Regions from separate parts of the Mus musculus genome. Here region 1 is linked to region 2. Evidence: chromatin loops called from intact Hi-C (ENCODE). Cell type or tissue: heart. All regions are shown on one strand. Links, peaks and the distances in the headings refer to the core of each region. The heading gives the core; the rest is flanking DNA.

Evidence for each region. Hi-C counts contacts between places; a loop is a spot of excess contacts. Peaks named below come from ENCODE experiments on the same cell type or tissue, not always from the same donor. Only the 100,000 strongest peaks of a DNase experiment are listed, where the experiment ranks them.
Region 1: a loop joins it to region 2, with 5 times the contacts of the local background. A loop is called at or near these places in 22 of 42 quality-filtered maps.

What each region holds. Positions count from the first base shown.
Region 1 is chr17:66,100,956-66,112,383 of GRCm38, forward strand. Ndufv2 (NADH:ubiquinone oxidoreductase core subunit V2) reads right to left here and starts at 604. Exons shown (of 8, transcript NM_028388.3): 1 at 460-604. The coding sequence starts at 510. Washc1 (WASH complex subunit 1) reads left to right here and starts at 10,591. Exons shown (of 11, transcript NM_026833.1): 1 at 10,591-10,694. In heart, for the core only: a CTCF peak has its summit at 6,151 (motif pointing left); a DNase peak (open chromatin) is centred at 6,106; H3K4me3 peaks cover 224 bases; H3K27ac peaks cover 86 bases.
Region 2 is chr17:65,945,832-65,957,259 of GRCm38, forward strand. Twsg1 (twisted gastrulation BMP signaling modulator 1) reads right to left here and starts at 5,356. Exons shown (of 5, transcript NM_023053.3): 1 at 5,236-5,356; 2 at 2,827-2,983. The coding sequence starts at 2,946. In heart, for the core only: CTCF peaks have their summits at 5,489 (motif pointing left) and 6,462 (motif pointing right); DNase peaks (open chromatin) are centred at 1,700 and 5,360; H3K4me3 peaks cover 2,135 bases; H3K27ac peaks cover 2,489 bases.

The DNA of each region.
Region 1 (11,428 bases), core at 2,006-10,005, 160 kb after region 2:
CAGTAAATGAAACGCTGGTCACCTTTATCTAGTCCTGAAGGAACTCGGCAAGCCTTTACCAAGCCTATCAGCGTTTTCTCCAGCATGCTTTTAAATCCGATGCAGCGCAGCCGCTATGCCTGACAGACAAGCAGCCCAAAGCTTCGCTGCTAGGATCCTGGAAGCAGCGGGCCGCCAGGGCCCCCCACTAGCTTCCGCACCAGGATAAATGACAATCGCCTTCCTGACCTTGACTAAGTTAGGGGTGACTTTCCCCGGCCCGGTGCGGGCGGCCCGCCACCCGCCGCCACCGCAGCTGCGGAGCATCCCGGAGGCACTGAGGACGAAGGCCGCGGCGTCCCCGCCGCCGCCAGCTGACCTGTCCAGCGCCTAGGGGTCTCCGAGGACTAAAAGCTAAGGGAGGCACGAAGAGCGGGAGACTGTGGCGACAGTGCCCGGGGTTCACCCCGAGCCTCTTACCCACTGAGCAGCGAGGCCGGTCGCCCTGGCCCGCAGCGCCAAGGAGAACATGGCGGGGTACGCGATGCTCCGACCCCGGCCGCTCTAGGCTGACTGGGAACGAACGAGCCCGGAGGCCCGGCGCGCGCGGCCCCGCGCCCAGGACGCACGGCGCGCGCGCGCTCACGAGCCCTGGCCTGGGCGTCCCGAACGGTACGCCGTTCCTGACGCAGCGGCGCGCGAGGGCTGCTGGGACCGGTGGGCGGGCCCGAAACAGCCCAGTCCCTAAAAGGCCGGCCCGGTTGGGCCAGCTGAGTCCCCGCCCTGAGGACGAGGCTCGCCTTCTCGAGGCTCTTGTGTTTGTTGAGGACGAGGCGTACCTTCTGGGGGATCTTGTGTTTGTTCTGTCAAACACCTCCTCTGGTATTGCAGTTATTTCTTTCAAAATTCGTTTGGTTGAGTCTTTTCTTACATACGATCGTATTTAAAGGGCTGCCACCTAGTGGACTTGGACAGCAAGTGCCTTGGCTCCCAAGCCTTTGCGTTAGAGTCTGTAAAACGACAGGCTAAACTGGAATTGACTTCGGGATGCCAGTGAGTGGGAGGTAGAAATGATGACTGTTGATGCTGCGCGGTAGACGAACAAATATTCTTTGTGCTTGTGTATGCTCTAGACATTTTCCATGATAAAACTGGTGGAGGGAGGAACCTACTGTCTTCTTGATTTTTGTTTGATCTCAGGAAACTCCTAGCAGCTTTAGTACGCATCGTGCTGTTTCCAGCTGTCGGTATTTTACACAGGTTTTGAGTGATCCTCAACCTTCAGACAGGCGCATACTGCCACCTTGGGCTTTTAACTTATTCTTGACTCTTCTTCTGACTGTCGTTTTGTGTGTGTCTTCTCTATCCACCCCTTTCTTTTTGCTATAATAAAGTTGTGAATAGTTTCCGTAATTTTGACAACAGAATGAAGATTCTGAAAGGTTATTCGTCATGAGTTTGTTTTTTTAAAAAAACAAAAAACAACAAAAAAAACCACCCAAGATAATCCATTGCAACCTGTGTGAATCATATTCTACAAATTATTAGACTCAGCCGGGCGTGGTGGTGCACGCCTTTAATCCCAGCACTCTGGAGGCAGAGGCAGGCAGATTTCTGAGTTCGAGGCCAGCCTGGTCTACAGAGTGAGTTCCAGGACAGCCAGGGCTACACAGAGGAACCCTGTCCCGAAAAACCAAAAAAAAAAAAAAAAAAAATTATTATTCGACTCAAGAAATAGTGTTTCTAACCAATGATACTAAATTCTTTAGTTCCTATTGCATTATCTCCAGTATTAGTTTACCACTAATAAATTTGCTTCAGTACTTCTCTGAGGGAATGAAAAGATACTGAAAAAGAAAAAATAATCCGGGTCCCATTACTGATTTGTTTTATTGTGTGCACCCAAACATATTGTCACCATCATTAGCAGCTGTAATACTTTGGCCTTTTCAGAGTCTCATGTTGCCCAACCTGGTCCCAAACTCGCTATAGGTGAAGCTAAAAGACCCTCACTCAAGTCTTGGGATAATAGCGGATCCCCAAGAACTCACAAGAGACCAAGCTTGATGTAAACCACATGAGGCTTTATTCTGGGAAAGCCAGAGCTCTTGGGACGACTCATATCCCATGCAGGGGTAGAGGAGTCGACCCCAAGGGAAAAGGGGGTCCCAGTTTTTATAGGCCCTCAGGGGGGAAAGGAGAAGTGGGGGAGTAGGGGATTTCCAGATCTAAACAATGTAAAAGGATTGATTTCTCAAGAAATGGGTATGGGAGGGAAACAAGGAAAGAGTTTAATGAAGGTACAGTAACTCAGGATTGGCCCAGCTGTGGTTGCTGGGGAGATTTTCCGACTCTATCCCAGCAACCAATATCACAAACAGTGAGGTGCAGCAGTGGGCACACACCTGGGTTCAAGGAACGGTCAGAACATTGGCAGATACACGGGTTCAAGGAGCGGCCAGAGCATTGTGCACCTCTATTTTTTCTAAATCAGTGAAGCTACTTCTACTAACACTGAAATTTATTTTGCCAATTTCAGGGCTTCTGTGACCTTTTACATTCTGTCAGGATCTTTCAAAGCTAGTCTCGAACTCATGACTCTCATGCCACCACCTTTCTTTTTTTATTTTTATTTTTTTATTATTTTTTTAAAGATTTATTTATTTATTATATGTAAGTACACTGTAGCTGTCTTCAGACACTCCAGAAGAGGGCGTCAGATCTTCAGATGGTTGTGAGCCTTTTTTTTTTTTAAAGATTTATTTATTTATTATACATAAGTACACTGTAGCTGTCTTCAGACACACCAGAAGAGGGAGTCAGATCTCGTTAGGGATGGTTGTGAGCCACCATGTGGTTGCTGGGATTTGAACTCAGGACCTTCGGAAGAGCAGTAGGGTGCTCTTACCTGCTGAGCCATCTCACCAACCCCATGCCATCACCTTTCAATCACCACCACCAAACCCAGTTCCTCTGACATTGATACTCCTCCTCCTCCTTCCTCCTTCTCCTCTTCCTCCTTCTTCTTCCTCCTCCTCTTCCTCCTCCTCTTCCTCCTCCTCCTCCTTCTTCTTTTTTTCTTTCCCAAGACAGGGTTTCTCTGAGTAGCCCTGGCTGTCCTGGAACTCACTCTGTAGTCCAAGCTGACCTCGAACTCAGAAATCCACCTGCCTCTGCCTCCCAAATGCTGGGATTAAAGGCGTGTGCCACCACGCCCGGCCCCATTTTCTTTGATTCAACATCTTGTACTATACTTAGCATATGAAAGGCAGTCAATAAATCTTTTAGTTGAATGAAAATCTTTGTATAATGCAAATAGTTTGCCTATCCAGTCTCTTGCGGGACTATGATAATCATGTCTGTATCATTGTGATGGTTTGCATATGCTCGGCCTAGGGATTGGCACTATAGAAGGTGTGGCTTTTTTGGAGTAGGTGTGTCACTGTGGGCGTGGGCTTTAAGGCCCTAGCTGCCTGGAAGCCAGTCTTCTGCTAACAGCCTTCAGATAAAGACATAGTACTCTCAGCTTCTGCACCATGCCTGCCTGGATGCTGCCATGCTCCCACCTTGATGATACTGGACTGAACCTCTGAACCTGTAAGGCAGCCTCAATTAAATGTAGTCCTTATAAGAGTTGACTTGGTCATGGTGTCTGTTCACAGCAGTAAAACCCTAACCAAGACAGAAGTTGGTACCAGGGACTGGGGTATTGCTGTGATAGGCTTGACTGTTTTGTTTGAAAGAATGTGGATTTGGGGACTTTGGATTTGGAAAGCCATGGAATGTTTTAAGTGAGGCTTAATGGGCCATCCTAGTAGGAATATGGAAGACTTTGTTCCTGTGAGTGATTTGACTGTGCAGACCCGGTCCAAGAGGTTTCAGTGGAGAAGAACTTCAGTCTGTGGCCTAGAGACTGTTTTTGTAGTATTTGGGTGAAGAACATGGCTGCTTTTTTGCCCTTGTCTGAAGAGTCTGCCTGAGGTTAAGGTGAAGAGACTCAGATTACTTGCACTGACAAAGGAAGTCTCAGAAATGCCCATCATAGACGTTGTACTTTGATTGAGTCTCATGAAGAGTGTTTTGAATAAGCATAACAAGCTTAGAAAGGAAAAATACAAAATATATAGTTTGAGTATTAAAGGGGCACCAGGATGTGAAATGGAACCGAATCCTATGTCCTAGGAGATAACAGATTAAGGGATTTGGGGGCAAGATCCTACCCAGCTAAATTTAGATCCAAGCATGGTGATTGATACCTTTAATCCCAGCAGATAAAGCCAAGCAGAGTTCAAGCCTGCCTGGGACAGCAAGTTCTAGATGAAGAAAAGTTAAGTCCAGGTGTGGTGGTACATACTTTTAATCCCACGAGACAGGCATGCAGATCTCTGAATTCAAAGTCAGTTTACAGAGCAAGTTCGAGGACAGCTAAGCTTAGGCAGTGAAGGGGTTGGAAAACAGAAATCTGATGATAATGTAATATATACAAGGGGGCTGCAATGGCTATTCCTGGTTGTCAACTATATCTTGAATGAACTACAATCCAGAGTCAAAAGGCTCACCTGTGACCCAGATCTTGAGGGAAACAAGTTTCTGACCTGGATCTTGGCATAAAAACAAGTCCCAGATCCAGGTATGGTGGTACACATCTCTAATCTGAGCCACACCTTCTGTTGAAGACATACAACAGACATTGGAATCAAGAAGATTCGCTCTTCTCTGCCTGCTTGCATTTACTTGCCAGCAGATCTGTTGGAATCTACTGGCCTTATGGGATTGAGCAACTACTGAGTTTTCTATTCACACCTGAGCATTGCTGGGGAGTTGGACTACAGACTGTTAAGTCATCGTGACAAATTTCCTTATTGTATAGAGACTGTCCGCAAGTTCTGTGACTCCAGAGAACTCTACTACAGAGGCCAAGTTCCAGCCCCAGCAAGCAGCAGAGCTTGGCAGCTTTAGCCATGTGGCTCTCGTTTTAAGAGTGAAAAATAGACGGGACTAGTGGGATGCTGGTTAGCTGGAGCTAAGAAGTTAGCGGTGATTGAGAAGAGACCAGCAGCTCTGGGGTGAAATCTCCTGGGAAGTGTTTTCTGAGAGCACAGAGAAGCTGTGTCCCAGAGACATGCAAAGGTTGTTCTGTACTTTGTGCTTCGGCTGTGTAAGAGTCACCCAGGTCGTACTGGTTTTGAATGTGGCTTCTCAAAGGAGAGTGGTTCTTTATTGTTTCCCCAACGGCCACTCATGGTTTGGGTGGATTCTGAAATTATCTGCAAAAGGTTGCTGTACATTTAAATGAGGGGACTAGAGATTCAGTGATTAAGAGCACTGGCTGGGGTTACATTCCTCGTACCACAAAGAAGCTTAGAGCCATCTCTAATGCCAGTTCCAGTGTATCTGATGCACTCTTCCGGCCTCTGCAGACATCAGGTATGCAAGTGATACACAGACATACATGCAGGCAAAAGATGTGTATACATAAAAATACAAATAATTTAATCTTTAAAAAAAGAAAGGAAGGAAGGAAGGAAGGAAGGAAGGGAAAAAAAAGAAACTCCCAGGGATAGAGAGATAACTCAGAGTTTAAGAGGACTGACTGCTCTTCTAGAGGTCCTGAGTTCAATTCCCAGCACCCACATGGTGGCTCACACTCATCATAATGTACCCAGCGTCCTCTTCTGGCATGCAGATATACATGCAGACAGAACACTAATATACATGCGAGACCAAGGTATGACTACCATCTAAGTCCAACTTGGTGAACCAATGAGTTTTAATGAGGTTACTTACAGGAGCAGAAATGACTCACAGACAGCTGCATCACCACAAGCCAAGCTGCAAAGACCGGCTGCCTAGAAGAAGCAGAAACCATCTGAGCTGCCTGGAAGACGTTCAGAGCAACTGAAACACTTGGGAGAGACACTTCCAGCCTGTTGCACTTCGTCAGCTGCATGATCCGGGTTCGCAGCCTTTGTGGGCTGTCATCTGTACTGAGATAGATTTGGGTGAGTTTGTGTTGCTTTCACACCATAATAATTTCGAAGGGCTGCAAACTGCAGAAACCCTTGCAGGTCTGGGATAGTAATGTGAGGGCTGTCTCTCATACCACAAAGCAGCCAGGAAGAAAGGCCTGGCTCAGGCCTCTACCTAGAAGGAGAAGGAGCGCCTCCTGGTGGAGAAGAAGAGCTCAGCACTTCAGGGAGATTTTAATCTAGTATCATATTTTAACCCCAGGTCTTTCGCTATCCCCAAAGGGTAATAAATACCACACCCTTCTAAATTTGCATCTCCAAAGCAGATGGGATATAGATCTATTAAGTCAAAAGACAGTTTTTATAGGTTTGTGACTGTGTGCATGTCACAACAGCTACAGTCACGTGTGCAGGTCCGAGGACAACTTTGTGAAGTCTGTCCTCTCCTCCCATCTTCTCTCTTTCCCTCCCCCTCCCCTTCTCCCTCTCCCTCTCCCTCTCCCTCTCCCTCTCCCTCGCTCTCTGAGACAGTTTCTCTTTGTAGCCCTGGCTATCTTGAAACTTGATATGTAGACCAGGCTGTCATGAACCATCATGTCCAACTCTCCCTCCATCTCTATATAGATTCCAGGGATTGAACTTGTTTTACCAGGTTTGCGCAGGCTTTCTCTGTGTAGCCCTGGCTGTCGTGGAACTTAATCCACAAGACCAGGCTGGCCTCGAATTCAGAGATCCATCCATCTGCCTGTCTCCCAAGAGCTGGGACTAAAGCCGAGAGCCCGTGCACCACCCCACTCCTGTGCCGCCCTCTTTGCAGGCTGCTCATTTAATCCCTATCAAATGGATCGTAGTAAATGAGGAAAATGGGTCAAAGCATTAAGTAACTTAGCTAGACTCTCCCAGTGTAGACGCAAATGAAGTCTGATAGTTTCTAAGCTTATGCCCTCACTCTTTCTACCAGTGCTGGTGTCTGGCGGTGCTAATGGGGGAACAGATTGGGCTTCTTGGAGGAACCCTTGAGCTGAGCTACTGTAGCCTCAGCCCTGCCATTCCTTCAAAATGTACATTGAAGCTGGATGTTGCTGTTGCGTAAGCCTTGGTTGGCCCCACTCTCGAAGGCAGGCTTATGCTAAGGGCTTGGCTTTAGAATTCTGGAGAGCCTGAAGAACAAAAATGCTGGTCAGAGTCTTCAAGGAAAGCGAAAGGCAGATAAAGACCAAAAACGGCCAATTTTCAGAGGAGACACCAGGGACAAACAGAGGAGGAAGCAGGTGGCTGGTGGCAGAGAACACGTTCAACAGAACAGCGGCTGATGTCAGACTGAAGCCACATTGGGGCGAAGTAGAGCTGACCCTGAGAAGAGACACCTCCACCAAGGCAACTCTTATAAAAGAAAACATTAAACTAGGGATGTCTTACAGGTTCAGAAGTTTAGCTCATTACCATTACAAAACGAGAAGCATGGTGACAGGGTAGGCAGATGTGGTGCTGAAAAGGGGGCAGAGAGTTCAACATCTGTACAGCAGGCAGCAGCAGGAGACTGAGACACACTTCCTTTATCAAGGCCACAATTCCCAGTAGGGCTACTCCCTATGAAGTGGAGTCTATGGGGGGCATTTTTATTCAAACCACCACAGGCTCCTTTAAAGCGGTGCTCCTCAACTCAATTTTGCAAACTATCATCTGAATTGGTCATATCTCCTCAACTGTGATACAAAGATCAAGCTGACCATGCTGTTTGAAGTCCCTGAGAAGCTAGCTCTGAATGCAGGATTGTCCCTCCAACCTTGTGGGAAAGGTGAGGCAGAACAGCCAAAACAAGTCAAGAGTAAAAATACTGTGTCCATGTGTCTTAGTTAGGGTTCTACTGCTGTGAACAGCCACCATGACCAAGGCAACTCTTATAAAAACCAACATTTAATTGGGGCTGGCTTACAGGCTCAAAGACTCAATTCAGTATTGTCAAGGTGGGAGCATGGCCGCATCCAGGCAGGCATGGAGGAGCTGAGAGTTCTACATCTTCATCTGAAGGCTGCTGGCAGAATATTCCCTTCCAGGCAGTTAGGATGAGAGTCTTTTTGTTTGTTTGTCTTGGTTTGGTTTGGTTTGGTTTGGTTTGGTTTTTTGAGACAGGGTTTTTCTGTGTAGCCCTCGCTGTCCTGGAACTCACTTTGTAGACCAGGCTGGCCTCGAACTCAGAAATCTGCCTGCCTCTGCCTCCCAAGTGCTGGAGGATAAGAGTCTTAAAGCCCAAGCCCACAGTGACACACCTAATCCAACAGGGCCACACCCTCTAATAGTGCCACTCCCTGGGCAGAGCATATACAGACCATCACACCTTGAAAACAGAACGGAGAACAACACATGTCCAGCATCTTCTTCCAGTTGTCTCAGATACTTTTTGCCGATCACGGCCCCCAGTTGCTTATCTGCTGTTCTAATATTTTTCTGCTACCTGTTAAACTCGCTCATTTAAAAGCTAAGGCAGGGCTAGCATGGCTTATTCGTCAGATGGAATGATCTGCTGAGATTCAGGTGCCTAACGTGAGTTGCCCCATATGCCCAGGTGATTGGTCTCCACGCCTGGGTGCACACACTTCCCATCCCCTTATCAAAACAGCAGATGGTAGGCTTACTTGGCTCCTCCTAAAGAGTGGGTTTGGATTGGAAAAGAAAAGTCCATGCCTGATTGTCACAGGATAGCCTACTGGCAGGAACACCATTTTGCAATCAGAGAGGAGAGCTGAGAGAAGCCTGTTTGCTTCCTTGGGGATGACAGGAAGAACAGCCCTGGGATGTGTTCCCATTGGTTAACCCAGGACAGAATGCCTTCAATGTCACCATCGAAACTGCTGTAATGGTACCCAAAGTAACAACAGCCGTACCCAGTTTTGACACCCGTATAAACTAGTCTCCATGACTTTCTGGCTAGGGAACAACAGCCTGGGAACACACATCTCCCAGAAAAACGCCAAAACGTCTTGGCGTGTGCACGTGCACGTGTGTTACCAGACTATTAATTTAAAAACCTAAATATAGCTCGGTGTGGAGGTACAAACTTTTAAAATCCCAGGACTTGGGGAAGAGAGGCCAGTGGAGTTCTGTGAGCTTGAGGCTAGCCTGGTCTACTTAGCCAGTTCCAGGACAGCCAGGGCTATATAGTATGATTGTTTCAAAAAAAAAAAACAACCAAACTTTAAACCTTTTGAACATGGAGCCGGAGGAAAGCAAAGGAGAATGTCACCACCATTGGGGAAGCATGTCACCACCATTAGGGAAACATTTCACCATCATTAGGGAGGCTAGCTTGTCGATCGTTGAGATCCTAAACCAACCCATTCCCACAGTGGGATGAAGGTGTGCCGGGCACAACAACAGCATTGGCTCCGGGTGAGGGCACTGAAGGCTGTGCACCCACCCAGTCCTTCATCATCTCTCTGACCTCAGATGGTAAAGACTGATGCAGGAGGACTGCCCCAGACCCCACGAGAGGACAGGACAACTTTGTATGATTATTCCCTATCACATTGTTACCAACCCTGCTTGCAAGAGCTTTCTGCCTTCCAGAAGACTCCCCAGCTGCCAAAGAGGGAGCCCCTCCCTCCCCCACAAGCACATAGCTCACAACTTCCCCACGGCACATTGCTTTCAACATTAGATGGCCACAACACTAACTGACAGAGACCCTGCATAACCTGGCAATATGTAGGATCCTGGACATGCCCACTGTGTCTTCCTGTATGTGGTGTGTGTGTGTGTGTGTGTGTGTGTGTGTGTGTAAGGGTATCCAAAGAAGACAGAAGGGAGCACTGGATCATGCTGAAGCTGGAGTTACAGGTGACTGAGTAGATCAAAGTGGGTGTTGCAACCTATCTTGGATCCCCTGCGCCAGTAGTTAGTACTCTTAACTTCTGAGCTCTTTTTCCAGGTCCTGTACACATACATCTTTAAAATCATTTCCTGGTTGCTATGGCAATCTTTGCAGGCCTAGTGCTGCTCCCAGCTGTTTTTTGGCCGTGGGGTGGGGTGGATTTCTGTCAGCAATTCTTATGTGGCTGCTGACCGACTAAGAGCTCATCAGCTGTGGGCTGTCTGTGGCTTCTTTGGCCCTACGGCTTTGGCTTGCTGCCGGTAAGAAGGCTGTCTGAAAACTAGAATAAGGGATGCGGTAGTAGGGGAGACTCATCTGCCCCCAACACTCTCAAAACACACACACACACACACACACACACACACACACAGACTGTCCATCTACAGCACTGCTTTCTCATTCCTAGTAAGCAATATTCCAGTTTGTTTCTACGCAGAACTTGTGTACTCCAGGTCAAATCATACCGTATCTGATCGCTTCTACGTTGATTTTTTTTTTTTTTTTTAAGTTGGAGACTAAGGGACTTTACCTTTAGAGGTAAACACAGGAAAGGTAGGATCTTCTAAAAGATTAATTAAGCCACTGAAGTATGCATGGCTGGAACAGAGCGGGCGTTTGGAGAACTTCCACTTGATGTCCTATATAGTGCATATGTAGTGTGAGGGTTTCTTGGAGCCGGTAACAGGAGAGACCTGAATCTCCCAGACAGGAAAGGTTAAGCACAGAGTGTGGGGCGGCTTCCTGGTCTAGGCCCCGCCCACCAGCAGCCCGGAGAGCCGGAAGTCGGAGAGCCGAGCTTACAGTGGTGGACGCTAGGACCTGGGAGTGCGGGTCACCGGGGGGCGGGGACGCTCACGTGAGGACGCCGCCTTGGGGTAAGTGTGCAGGGTGGGCGAGGGGCGGACTGGGAGCGCAGGACCGGGAGGAGGCCGCGACCCTGCCGCCCACCGGCTGGAGGCGAGTGAGGGCTCCCGGGCGGGACGGGCCCGGACGGACCGGGAAGGCGATGTAGGGATCCGGCCTGCCGCTCCTCCCACACCCTGCAGCTCCGGCTGCAGAGAAGAGGCCCCGTGGCTTCCTGAAGATTAGGGGGAGCAGGGCGTGGGAGGACAACTTGCACGGTGCGGGTGGGTTGTGCTGAGCACTTTCGAAATTACGAATTACACTGGTGACACGCACATATGGGGGGGGGGGGTTGGTGATCTGGGTTAAGCACCGATCACTTAGAAACATTTCACTTATGCTAAACAACAAGCACGGTCTCTGTCAACATAGATACTTGACAGGCATGTGTGTGTGTAAGAATGTATAAGAGAGGAATGTTTATGTATTCATGGCATGCATGACAAGTGAAAAATAAACAGAAACGATTGGAGGCCAAGGTAGAACTGTAGTCATTTGCTGGAGGGAGGAATTATTTTTGTCTCAGAACAAAACTCACGACTTACAGTAAATTACGTTTACTTCTGAGCTATTTATTATTTCCCCCCACAAGTAGAGTGGCCTTCAATCCATTTTAGATGGTTTGGAAAATTCCCCTTGTGGGCAGGACCGAAAACAGGCATCTACCCACTCCTTACAGGGCCCCAAATGACAACCCAAAGTACAA
Region 2 (11,428 bases), core at 1,395-9,394:
ACACAGGGTATCAATATTGGTTCATCTGTAGTAGAAAGTGTACCACAGTAAAGAAAGGTAATAATAGGCAGAAACTGTTGAGTGTGGTGGTACACGTCTGTAATCCCAGGTATTCACTAGGTTGAGGCAGGAGGACTCCAAGTTCAAGACCAGCATAGGTAAAATAGCAAGACTGTCTCAACAAGAAAAAAAAAAAAAACCTATTGAAAATGAATAAAGCTAGACAAAGAAGTATAAGGAAACTCTGTACCCATTTTTTTCTAAAGACCAAAAACATTTCTAAAAAATGAAGCCTACTATGTTAAATCAATTCCTAGCAAGTTTTATTACAGAAATTAACAAGATGACCCAAAAATTCATATGCAAATGCAAGGGACCCAGAATCAGGAACAAAGTCTTAAAAAGAGCGAAATGAGACTACACTACAAAGCTATACTACAAAGCTACAGCAACCAAGGCCATGCACATGCTCAGAATGGATTCTTCAAGTGTCTAGACTCAACTGTTTACATTTCAAATGTCAGGGCAAGGATGTTGTGGTGGGCAGAACAAAATGGCCCCTACAGGACATACATTTGCACTCTTAGTTCCCAGTTGGAGCACTTAGAATTACTAGGTGCTATTATAGAAGGAGGTGTGACACTTGAGGTTGGAGATTTCAAAAGCCCATGGTAGGCCCAGCTGCACTCTTTCTCTCTGCCTGCTGCCTGTGGATCAGGATGGAAAGCTCTCGGCTACAGCTACAGCACCATGCCTGCCTGCCTGCCTGCCTGCCTGCTGCCTTGTTCCCAGCCACGACAACCATGGACTCACTCTTCCTCCTGTCAACAAGCCCCAAATAAATGCTTTCTAAAAGTTGCCTTTCTCATGGTGTCTCTTCACAGCAACAGAAGACTAAGACAGATGTTATACTAAAAGTTCCAAAAATGCCGGTGGCGCACACCTTTGATCCCAGCCCTTGGGAGGCAGAGGCAGGCGGATTTCTGAGTTCGAGGCCAGTCTGGTCTACAAAGTGAGTTCCAGGACAGCCAGGGCTACACAGAGAAACCCTGTCTCAAAGGGGATGGAGGGCACCAAGGAAACAAGGTTCCCTAAATTCACACACACACACACACACACACACACACACACACACAGGCATAATAAAGTTAAATTTTTGTTTTGTTTCATTTTGGGTTTTTGTTTGTTTGTTTGTTTTGTTTTGTTTTGGAGACAGGTTTTCTCTGTGTAGCCCTGGCTGTCCTGGAACTCACTCTGTAGACCAGGCTGGCCTCGAACTCAGAAATCCGTGCCTCTGCCTCCCAAGTGCTGGGATCAAAGGCATGCGCCACCATGCCCGGCTAAAGTTAAAATTAATAACAGATTTCTCTAGATTTGAAAGGCAAATTTTAAAGGTTCTACAGAGTATGTGATTCATGTAACTAGAATTCAAATTACTAATGAAAAGGAGGAAAATATCAGGAATAGGCACAAAAAATAAAAATCCTTGATCTATAAAATTACTTATGATTGTAGTCTCAAGCGAGAATTAGAGCCAAAGTTGGTGGACTCACTCTACATGGAAAGCTAACAGAGGCTGTGTGTCTCTCTTTGTAAACGTGTAATCTGAAAGGCTCAAAACCCTAAACCTTCCTGGGCATGAACATGACATCACAAGTGGAAAATTCCACATCTGACAGCCGATGAGGCGTTGTAGTCAAAACAGCTAAAAATACTGCAGAAGGTCACTCCCAGGCAAAGCAAAGCGCACGGCAAGCAAATAGGTTTACTCTTTAGACTGCGTCTCACAACTAAGGTAATTTCATACGTGTGTGTGTGTGTGTGTGTGTGTGTGTGTGTGTGTGTGTAAAATGTATATTTGCCTTATACATACATACATACATACATATTGGCATATATATTTATGCAATTCTAAAAATTTCAAAATGTGAAACACTTTGGCCATAAACATTTCACACATATTCAGCCTGTACGCATAGCTGATAAATTTCGTGGGGCCATGGTCAGCACCTAGAATGGAGGACACAAAAGACATGGCCCCCTCAAAGAGAAGAAAGACTGCTGGAGGGATGGGGAGAGAGAAGCTACATAATTTATCTGTCACTGTCACAACATCATGGAGAATAGTAACCAGGATGCTGAGTGAAAGAGTCATGGGCTTAGCAGCCAGAAACAGGTCAGAACAGGTCAAACCCACAACCATTTCCCAGCTACAGGAACGTCACCAAATGACCGTCACTTTTCATCTCAGCAAAACGACAGGTAATTACATGGGTTTGCCTCGCTTCCATTGGAAAGGATCATTTTTCACATACTTGGGAGAAGAGTCTATAGTCCTGGCCAACAATCTGCCTGCAACATGAGTGAGCCTGAACCGGAACCACCCAGCCACACTGCCTCCCAGACTTGAGTCCCTGAGAAGCTTCACGAGATAATGTATTTTGGCTGTAGTTGCTAGGTTTTGATATAATCTGTTACACAGCAACCGGAAAATAATACGTTATATGTAATAATCTATCTATTAACTGACAGGCTAAAAGTCTTCTAAATATAGTTATTAAGACTCTGTCATCTAAGCTAGATTGTAGACAGTAGTACACTCATCACCCATAACAGCTTATACAGCAGACTAGCATACTGCAGATTGAACTTCTTGAACCAATTTTGGTCGGATGGAAGATAGCCATAAAGATAAAAAACAAAGTTCGGTACCGCCGACCCTGGCCCACTGCTCAGACGGTGTGTGTACCTGCTTTGATATATCCCTATAGTATCTACCTGCACACAGTATGTTTCAGTATTAACGAAGGTACCTTGAATCCTTACCTGAATGAGGCATTTGCTCACATCGCTGGCACAGAGTGCTTTGTTACAGCTCTGGGACACGGGGAGACACAGCAGGAACGTCAGGGAGGCTAGAGCTAGCACAATATAGTGTGACTTCATGGTTCTTCAAAGAAGTCACTCAGTAGCTTCCAAGAAGCTAGAAAAACAAAGCAACGAGAAACTTTAATTCAAAGGCAAGTGGTAGGTTACAAACTAAGACGAAACCAAACAAAAAAACATGGAATATAAGTCAAGAGTCACTTGCTTGTGTCCAACCCCCTGAGGGATCATTTGAGGAACATTCTCAAAGATCACTTAAACATTCAAACATTCAGGCTTGGGTGGCCATCTTTAAAGAATGAACCGCAAACTACTCAGACATGGAGATGATTAAAATCCTAGTTAACACTGCTGAGGTCCCAGCCATCCGAAAGGATCCAACTGTAGCGCTACAACTCAAGTTTCAACATCATATTCAATTTAAAATAATTTATGTAAGAACTAATAATACTGCCAGGTGTGGTGGTGCAGGCCTTTTTAAATTCCGGTACTCAGGAGGCAGGGACTCAGGAGGCAGGGATTCAGGAGGCAGGGACTCAGGAGGCATGTTCAAGGCCAGCCCCACCCACACCGGGGCTGGAGAGATGGTTTTAGTGGTTAGGAGTATGTTACTGCAGTTTCAGAAGACTTGAGTTTGGTTCCCAGCACCTATCTGGGACAGCTCGAAATCACCTGTAACTTTAGCTTCGGGGGGAGGGGCGCTGAACCCTATGACTTCCTGGGGCACCTGAACACGGAACACACGCTCACACACACATAATTAAAAACAATAAAAATACATCTTTAAAGCTATTACTTCTGCGTTACGTTAAAGCACCCTGTAGGTGCTCACACGTGCAGCTGGAGATGAAATCCAGGGCCTCGCGTGTGTGAGGCAAGGTTTCTACCATGAACTACACCTTCAGCTCCAATGTTCAAAATCTGAGCATCAAAGCAAAACTGTGAAGGAAAATTATTCTGGTGATTATCTCACTTTGTTGGTAAAGGACTTGGGGGAGAGGCGCAGGAACCACAACCATTCTTAACTGCATTAAGAATTGTAGGTAAATGGGAAGATATTCTGTTAGTACGGTAGATTCTTCTGTTCTTAAGAAGTATCACAGTACAGAAAGAAAACAGAGGGGCACCAGCACAAATTCTCACAGGGGTTATAAGTGGGGGCTGGCAAGATAGCTAGGTGGCTAACAACACTTGCCTGACATGCCTGAAAGCCTAAGTTCTACTTGGGAGGCAGAGGTTGGCGGATTTCTGAGTTCGAGGCCAGCCTGGTCTACAGAGTGAGTTCCAGGACATCCAGGGCTACACAGAGAAACCCTGCCTCGAAAAACCAGGAAAAAAAAAAAAAAAAAAAAGGAAGAGAATTGCCTCCCTCCAAAGTTGTCCTTTGGCATACACACCATGGCGCAGGTGCACAGGTATGCTTGTGTGCGCATAAACACGCTCGCGCACCCACTAAAATTTTAAAGATATAATTTCTTAAGGCTAAAACACAAATTCCCAACAAAATCAATTAAATAATAGCTGGGCCTGATGAGACACGCCTGTGATCCCAGCATTTGGCAAGCAAGGCAGGAGGATAATGAACTGCAGGCCAGCTTTACTTCCAAGTTAGATAAATTAACGATAAAAATAAGGGGCTAGAGAGATGGCTCAATGTCTTAAGAGCACTTGCTACTCTTGTAGAGGACCCGAGTTCGGTTCCCAGCACCCACACTGGCAGGGCACAAGGGTCAGCAAGCCCAGCTCTGGGGCATCCAATGCCCTCTTCTGGCCCCTATAGCAGTGCCAAGACGAAAAGTGTGCATACGCATACAGACGCATGCATTTTATTTTAAAGGAGTCAAAATAAATCCCCTCAAAACAATAAAATACAATTTTGATGTAGGGCCGGTTAGAAAGTGGACCCTGCTGGTTACAAAACTAGGAGATGGCGCTACACCACAGGCTCTGCATGGGGTATGACTCCGTTCTGAAACAGAAAGTCCAGAGCTCCTGCCCGCCGGCGGGGAACCGTTAGTAATCCCATTTTCTCGCCCGCTCCCTGCGGACCCAGCCGGCTCCCTGGGCATCCTGCCCACAGCCGGTGCGGCCCCGTCGCCGCTGCCGGCCGCGGGGACCCACAGACACCCCCGGCTGCCCCGAGCGTCTTCCCGCCGTCCTCCGGGAATCCAGGTGACCGCGGGGGAGGAGCGCGACACCCCACACCAGCGCCCGGACCCGAGGTTCCGAAGGCGGTGGCACCGCGGCCCTTTGTCCCCGCCGTTCGGGCCTCTCGGCGCCCGCATCCCCGCCGAGCGCCGCGGCCTGGCTTCCTAGATGCCGCCCGCCCGCGCGCCCGAGCTCGCTCACCGTGGCCCCGGCCTCCTCCCGGCCGCCGAGCCTCCAAGCAGCTCCCGCGAACCCCGGCGCCGCGGACACACAGGCCCGCGCTGTCCCCGGCCGCTCCCAGGCCCGCGCCGGGCTGCAGGCCACGCCCCCTGGAGCCCGGGCTGGGCACGCCCTCGGCCACGCCCCCAGGTGTGTGCGCTCCGGCCTCTCGCGGAGCCGGGCCCCGCCCATCAGCCGTCTGGTCTGCTGCCACCTGTTGGGCGGCTTACCTCTGCTGCCAGCCGCTGTGCCCTGCGGTTCGGTTCAGCAGCTCTGCCACAAAGCTGATTTGTCCTCCTTACTGGATATAAGAATGAGGCACAGGGCAGATGAATAGAACAGGACTGATACTTGACGTGCGAGGCAAGGTTCATTTTAAATACGTGTTTAAGCACCTAGGGATCACTGGATACGGATCTGTCCCACACTTCAGTCACTAATTCATAAAAATGTTAAGCCTGGCACTGCCAAAAAGGAGAGAAGGCAGCAGTGAATCCTGCTCAGGAATGTCACTAGGTATGGGAGGGAGACCAACTGGAAGAAGCCTCAGTTGGAACGGAGGTCAGGTCAGTATTGGCTTGACCAGTCATTGAGTCTTGAACTTTAGGAAGATGGGGCTTATCCCACCAGTAGCCCACAAATAAAGTACATTTAGGTCTTTACCATAACCATTGCTTTTCCAGCAATATTCCACAGCCATTGAGTTGGAGCCCACATGGCCAGTTCACTTTGGGAGCAATGGCCTAGTGTCAAACCCTTTCTTAACCTAGGAAGTGTCTTAAACTCTCCTTGGTTTACTGGGAGGCAGCAGCCTAGAAAAAATTGGCTGAGATGGATAGTAATAAATTACTAGCTAATGTGGGTCATAGTGCTGGTATTAATACATTTTGTAAAGTAAGCATAGGTTTTCTTTAAAAATCGGGGGCTGAGTAGATGGATCAGTTAGTAAAAGACCAGGGTTCAGATTCATATGCCCATATGTTCATATGTCAGGCACAGGGGTTGATATATGAAACCCAGCCCTAGAAGGAGGTAGACATAGGAGGATTTCTGGGTTCACTAAAGCTCCAGGTGCCATGAGAAACCCTGTTTAGGAAAATCAAAAGTAAGAAAGCCACCCAAGGTGGTGGTTCAGCTCATAAGGACATCTGTCACCAAACCTGATGACCTTATATTTAGCTGCCACCAAGCCTTATAGTCAAGCCTCAAGATCCACAAGGTGGAAGTAGAGAGCCAATTCTTGCAAGTCATCTTCTGATCTCCACATGTGTGCCACAGAAGGAGTGCAAACACACACACACACACATGCAAGTACACACATACACACACACGCACATATATACACGTGTGTGCACACACATGTGCACAAGTGCACATACACACGCTTGGGTGCGCGTGCATATACATACATACATGTGTACACACTATTTTAAATATAGGATGACATAAGAGTATGTTATACACCAGCCATGCACATATGCACACACTAATAGGTGCATATACATCCCACACATTAAATGAAGCTCCCCTGAAAACTACCCTAAGAAAACAAGGGTCTACACCTATTAAATTTTACGGATCTTATTCTCAGCATTATTTATGAGTTACAGAGATTACGATCCACTACATCAGTGGGCTAGTCCAACCATTTAAAATGCTATTGTAGATCACTGACTCCCAAACCTCTTGTTCACAGGATTCTATACTGTTGAAAACATGGAGTGTTTCAAAGAGGTTATGTGTATCGTTTCAATATTTGAAATTAAATTTTTTTAGTTAAAATTGCTCATTATTTCATTAAACCCAGTACATAGTTACATAGATAACATTTATTTTAATAAGTGCATTTAAAAAAATAAAACTGTGATGGATTAAACACTATCCCCGTAGGCTTGTGTGTTTGAACATATCCCCAGTCAGTGGCACTGTTTGTAAAGACTGAGGGGTGGGAGATACTCCACTGGGGGCTGACTTTGAAGTTTGATAAACTGGACCCCGTTCTCTGTCTGCTTCCCATGTAGGGAACTATGTGATTTGTCAGCTTACCCACCCTGAAGGGACGCCAAGGGACTTGGGTTTCAGGAGCCCTGGATCAAACACTCCTCGTCATCCTGGAGCTCCATCCATGCTGGTGGCTCTGTAAGGAGCCCCTATTTGTGCCCAATACCCACCGCAGTGGGCTGGACCATGTGGCTTGTAAGGATGCTCAGCCACTGTTGATGCGAACTCTGTTTTGTTTCTCTCTCGTTTCCTCCCTGTCCTGTGAGGTCTCCTGAGTCTTTCTACTCCATGTTGGATCCTCAGAACAACAGGCTGGACGGACGGACGGACATACTGCGACAAAGGACTAATGCTGCGCCTAAACAAGGGAGATTTCTGTGACGCCAACAACGCCCTGCGTGATGGACCCTGAAATGATGGCCCAAGGTCACACGAATGAGAACACATCCAGATCAAAGAGAGCATCAGGACCCACCAGGGAAACTTGGGCTCTGCCTCTTTTCCCTGTACAACCCGGAGACTCTTGAGAACACTCTGAAACAGTGTTTAGATCATCAGGCCTCTGCATTTGCCAGTGTGATCATGCCCTTTATGATAATGATGATGATGATAATAATAAGTAATAGTAATAACAATGCTCTTTTCTTGACTTTACCACCAGCTTCTTTTTCGTTAGTTTTCTGGGATGGAGGTGGGGATGGGGCCCTGAGCCTAGTCCACAAGGACTCTTGGGAACTGGGGCTTTTGACCCAATTCTGATTGGTTCTAACCTCATTGCTAGCCATAGGAGGCCAGGTGAGGGGTCCCAGCATGAACAAAAACCCAGTGAAAATGGGAACACCTCTTTGCCAGCTTCTGGTTAAGACATTACAAACTCATTTTTTTTTCTTTCTTGAGTGGATCAAATCAGCTGAGTTTACAGATTTTGAGTCAGAGGAGCTTCAGTTTCTCAGCCTCTCCAACCAGCTTGAGTCAGGAAGTGGGGGTGGGGTGGGGTGGGGGTGGCAAGCACCTTAGCAGCACACCGCACTCTTCAATTCTCCTCTCTGCTCTGTTATCTCCATCGCTGCTGCAGCAGAAAGAGGACAAAGGCAGAAAGCCAGTGTCTTTCAAGGGACTGTGGACTCTGCTTTAAGTAGGAACAATGTAGGCAGGATTGCTATAAACTGCCCTTTAGGCACCGACCACAAGACAGTGTCTTTCAGCAAAATGACTCTCAAGGACCACTGAAATATTTACATGTGCCCTTCACAAACATGACATGGATCGCTGCTGCCCGTCACGGTAGGTTCAAACTTGTTTAGATATTTACGAATCTGCTTTCACTTTAGATTCCACCCTTCTGAGCATAGAAACAATACATGTGTGCCTGAGCAATGGTGACCATGGATGATAATAGGCTGTTCTATTTTATCCTACAGATGTTGTTCCTGCTGGTATCTCCTGCCTGTAATCATTAGCAGTTGGGAGACCACACAGGAACACTGAAAGCTCCAGGCCCAGTCTAGCCTTTCAAATGAAAGAAAGCCTGTCTGTCTCCCAACACTATTTCTGTTTGTGTCTATTGCTACTAGTCCCCTGAGCCCTGCAGAGTCCCACATTTATACACATTACATAAAACACAATCCTCAATACCATTATATATATATATATATATATATATATATATATATATTTTAAAAATCTACGTGTTCCTTCAAAAATATTTAAATTTTTATTTACGTTAGTGTTCTGCCTACATGTATGTCTGTGTGAGGGTGTGAGATCCCTTGAAACTGGAATTACAGACAGTTGTGAACTGCCTATGTGGGTGCTAGGAATTGCTCCCAGGTCCTCTTGAAGAGCAGCCAATGCTCTTAATTGCTGCTGCTAAGCCATCTTTCCGGCCCTAGGTGTTCTTTTTTATACTGGTGACATTTTCGAGAAACTTCTCCGGTGGTATGATAGTTAATTTTGTCCACGTGAATTCAGAGACATCTGAGAAGTTTGTAAAATACACCTCTAAGTGAGTCTATGAGAGAGTTTCCAGAGATGGACCTCCAGGGCTCTGAGCTAGCCAGTCGCTTAATCTACTGATGGATTTAAAACCTGAACATATGTTGAGGTATGGTATGGAGAACTGAGAAAGGTAGGACCTGTCCAGAGGAAGTGAGTTCTTGAGGGTGTGCCTCTGAAGGTTTTGTTTGTTTGCTTGTTTTTTTTTTTTTTTTTTTAAAGATTTATTTATTTATTACATGTAAGTACACTGTAGCTGTCTTCAGACACACCAGAAGAGGGCGTCAGATCTTGTTACAGATGGTTGTGAGCCACCATGTGGTTGCTGGGATTTGAACTCTGGACCTTCGGAAGAGCAGTCAGGTGCTCTTACCCACTGAGCCATCTCACCAGCCCTGTTTGCTTGTTTTTAAGAGAGTCTCCTTATGTAGCTCTGGCTGTACTAGAACTTACACAGGCCTACCTCTGCCTCCCAAGTGCTGGGACTAAGGGTATGCACCACTAAGCCTGGTGTCATATGTCAGGACCCAGAGATGTACTTGGGTCAGAAACCTGTTTCTTTCTCTTCCTAGCATGTTCATATTGTACACATTTTTTTTTTCCTGCTTTTCATGGGTTTTTGTTATTTTGTTTTTCGTTTTTCTGTTTTTGGTATCTGGAAGATAGGGGGCCAACAAGACAGGCTTGTTAGGGCTGTGAGAGTGGAGGATTTGACGCTAACAGCTCTGCTTACTTAGGATGAGAGGGCAGATGTACTTAACAGGGACGCGGATCTGACAAACAGCGGGTGGGTCATTCATGTGCCAATCACTCAGTTAAACATTGGCTAGTGTTAAGTATATAACAGGACAGGTAATCTAATTCCCAAGTGTTCTCATGTATAAAATGAAGATCTTTTTTAAATGTACTTGGTAAGAGAATGTTTAGAGCTAAATGAGATGATGTCAAGCGGCCAGCACGTAAGTGTTTGCCTCCTCTTCTGTCCATTTGTGTAAACCGAGAAGTAAGAGGGATGAGCAGGCTTAGGAGAGTATCAGGGGTGACCTATATGTCCAGTTGGCCATCACTACTAGGTATCCACACAGAAATGACAATCAGTCATCAGAAATGAAGTTGGGCACTCAGACAGAGGTTCGGATTCATGACTGGAATATAGGGTGTCATTGACACTGATCACCACAGAAGGGGGTGAGCTCCAGAGGCAGAGAATAAAGGTAGAGGACCAAGTCACGGGGAACTAACTCTCTAAAGACTGCTGAGAAGAACTTTGGAGTCACACTGTGGTACTTTATTGGTATAAGAAAGAGATGCTGCCCTTGACCGCAAGTCTAAAGTGATGCAAAAAAGCCTCTCTACATAGAGGGGGGCAGAACACACAAGCCATGGCACTTTCTATAAGGGGCCAGAATACAGTGGCTCAGACTGCCAATTCTCCAGCCTGGAAGTCCCAACTTGCTGAATACCTGTTCCTTAGCTTGCAGCAATTTTTAAAAAAAAATATCTTTTCATGTGTATGCATGTGTTCTTACATGGTTACATGTGGAAGAGCAGGTACCCATTTCCGTGTGCATGTAGAGGCCCAGAGTTGAGGTCTGAAATCTTCCTTGATCAATCTCTTGCTCTTCCTATTATATTTGCACTATCCCACCCCAACCCCCCAGGCTGAGGACTGAACTCAGGGCTGTGTGCTTGCTAGAGTTAAATCCCAAGCCCCAACCTTGGTCGTTTAGTCAAGCTCAGAATTCCTAGGCAGCTTGCTTGGAATGGAGAGAATTCCATCTGTGTTTTCAGGGGCTGGAACTACAGGCAGGCTGCTGGGCTAGCCCAGTGTTTCCATGGATGCTGGTGATCTGAACTCAGGTCCTCTTGCTCACCTAGAAACTAGGCTTTAAAAAACGGAGTCATCTCAGCTGCACACATTGTTCTTTGAAGGCCAGACCCACGACGTGAGGAGGAAAGAAGGCAAGGCAAGGCAATGGGATGAATGCCACCGGAGACCAAGCCACGGGCAGCCGCACTGGTTCATCCTCCTTTGCCTCTGTGACCATATTCTGTGGCCCTGCGGTTGCGCAACTGAAGCGTGAGGAATCCGCTGATATTTTGCTTGGGGCCCGACTTCAGAAATGTGCTCTCTGATATTAATCACCAGGAGAGTGAGCATAATTGGCTGGCTCTGAAG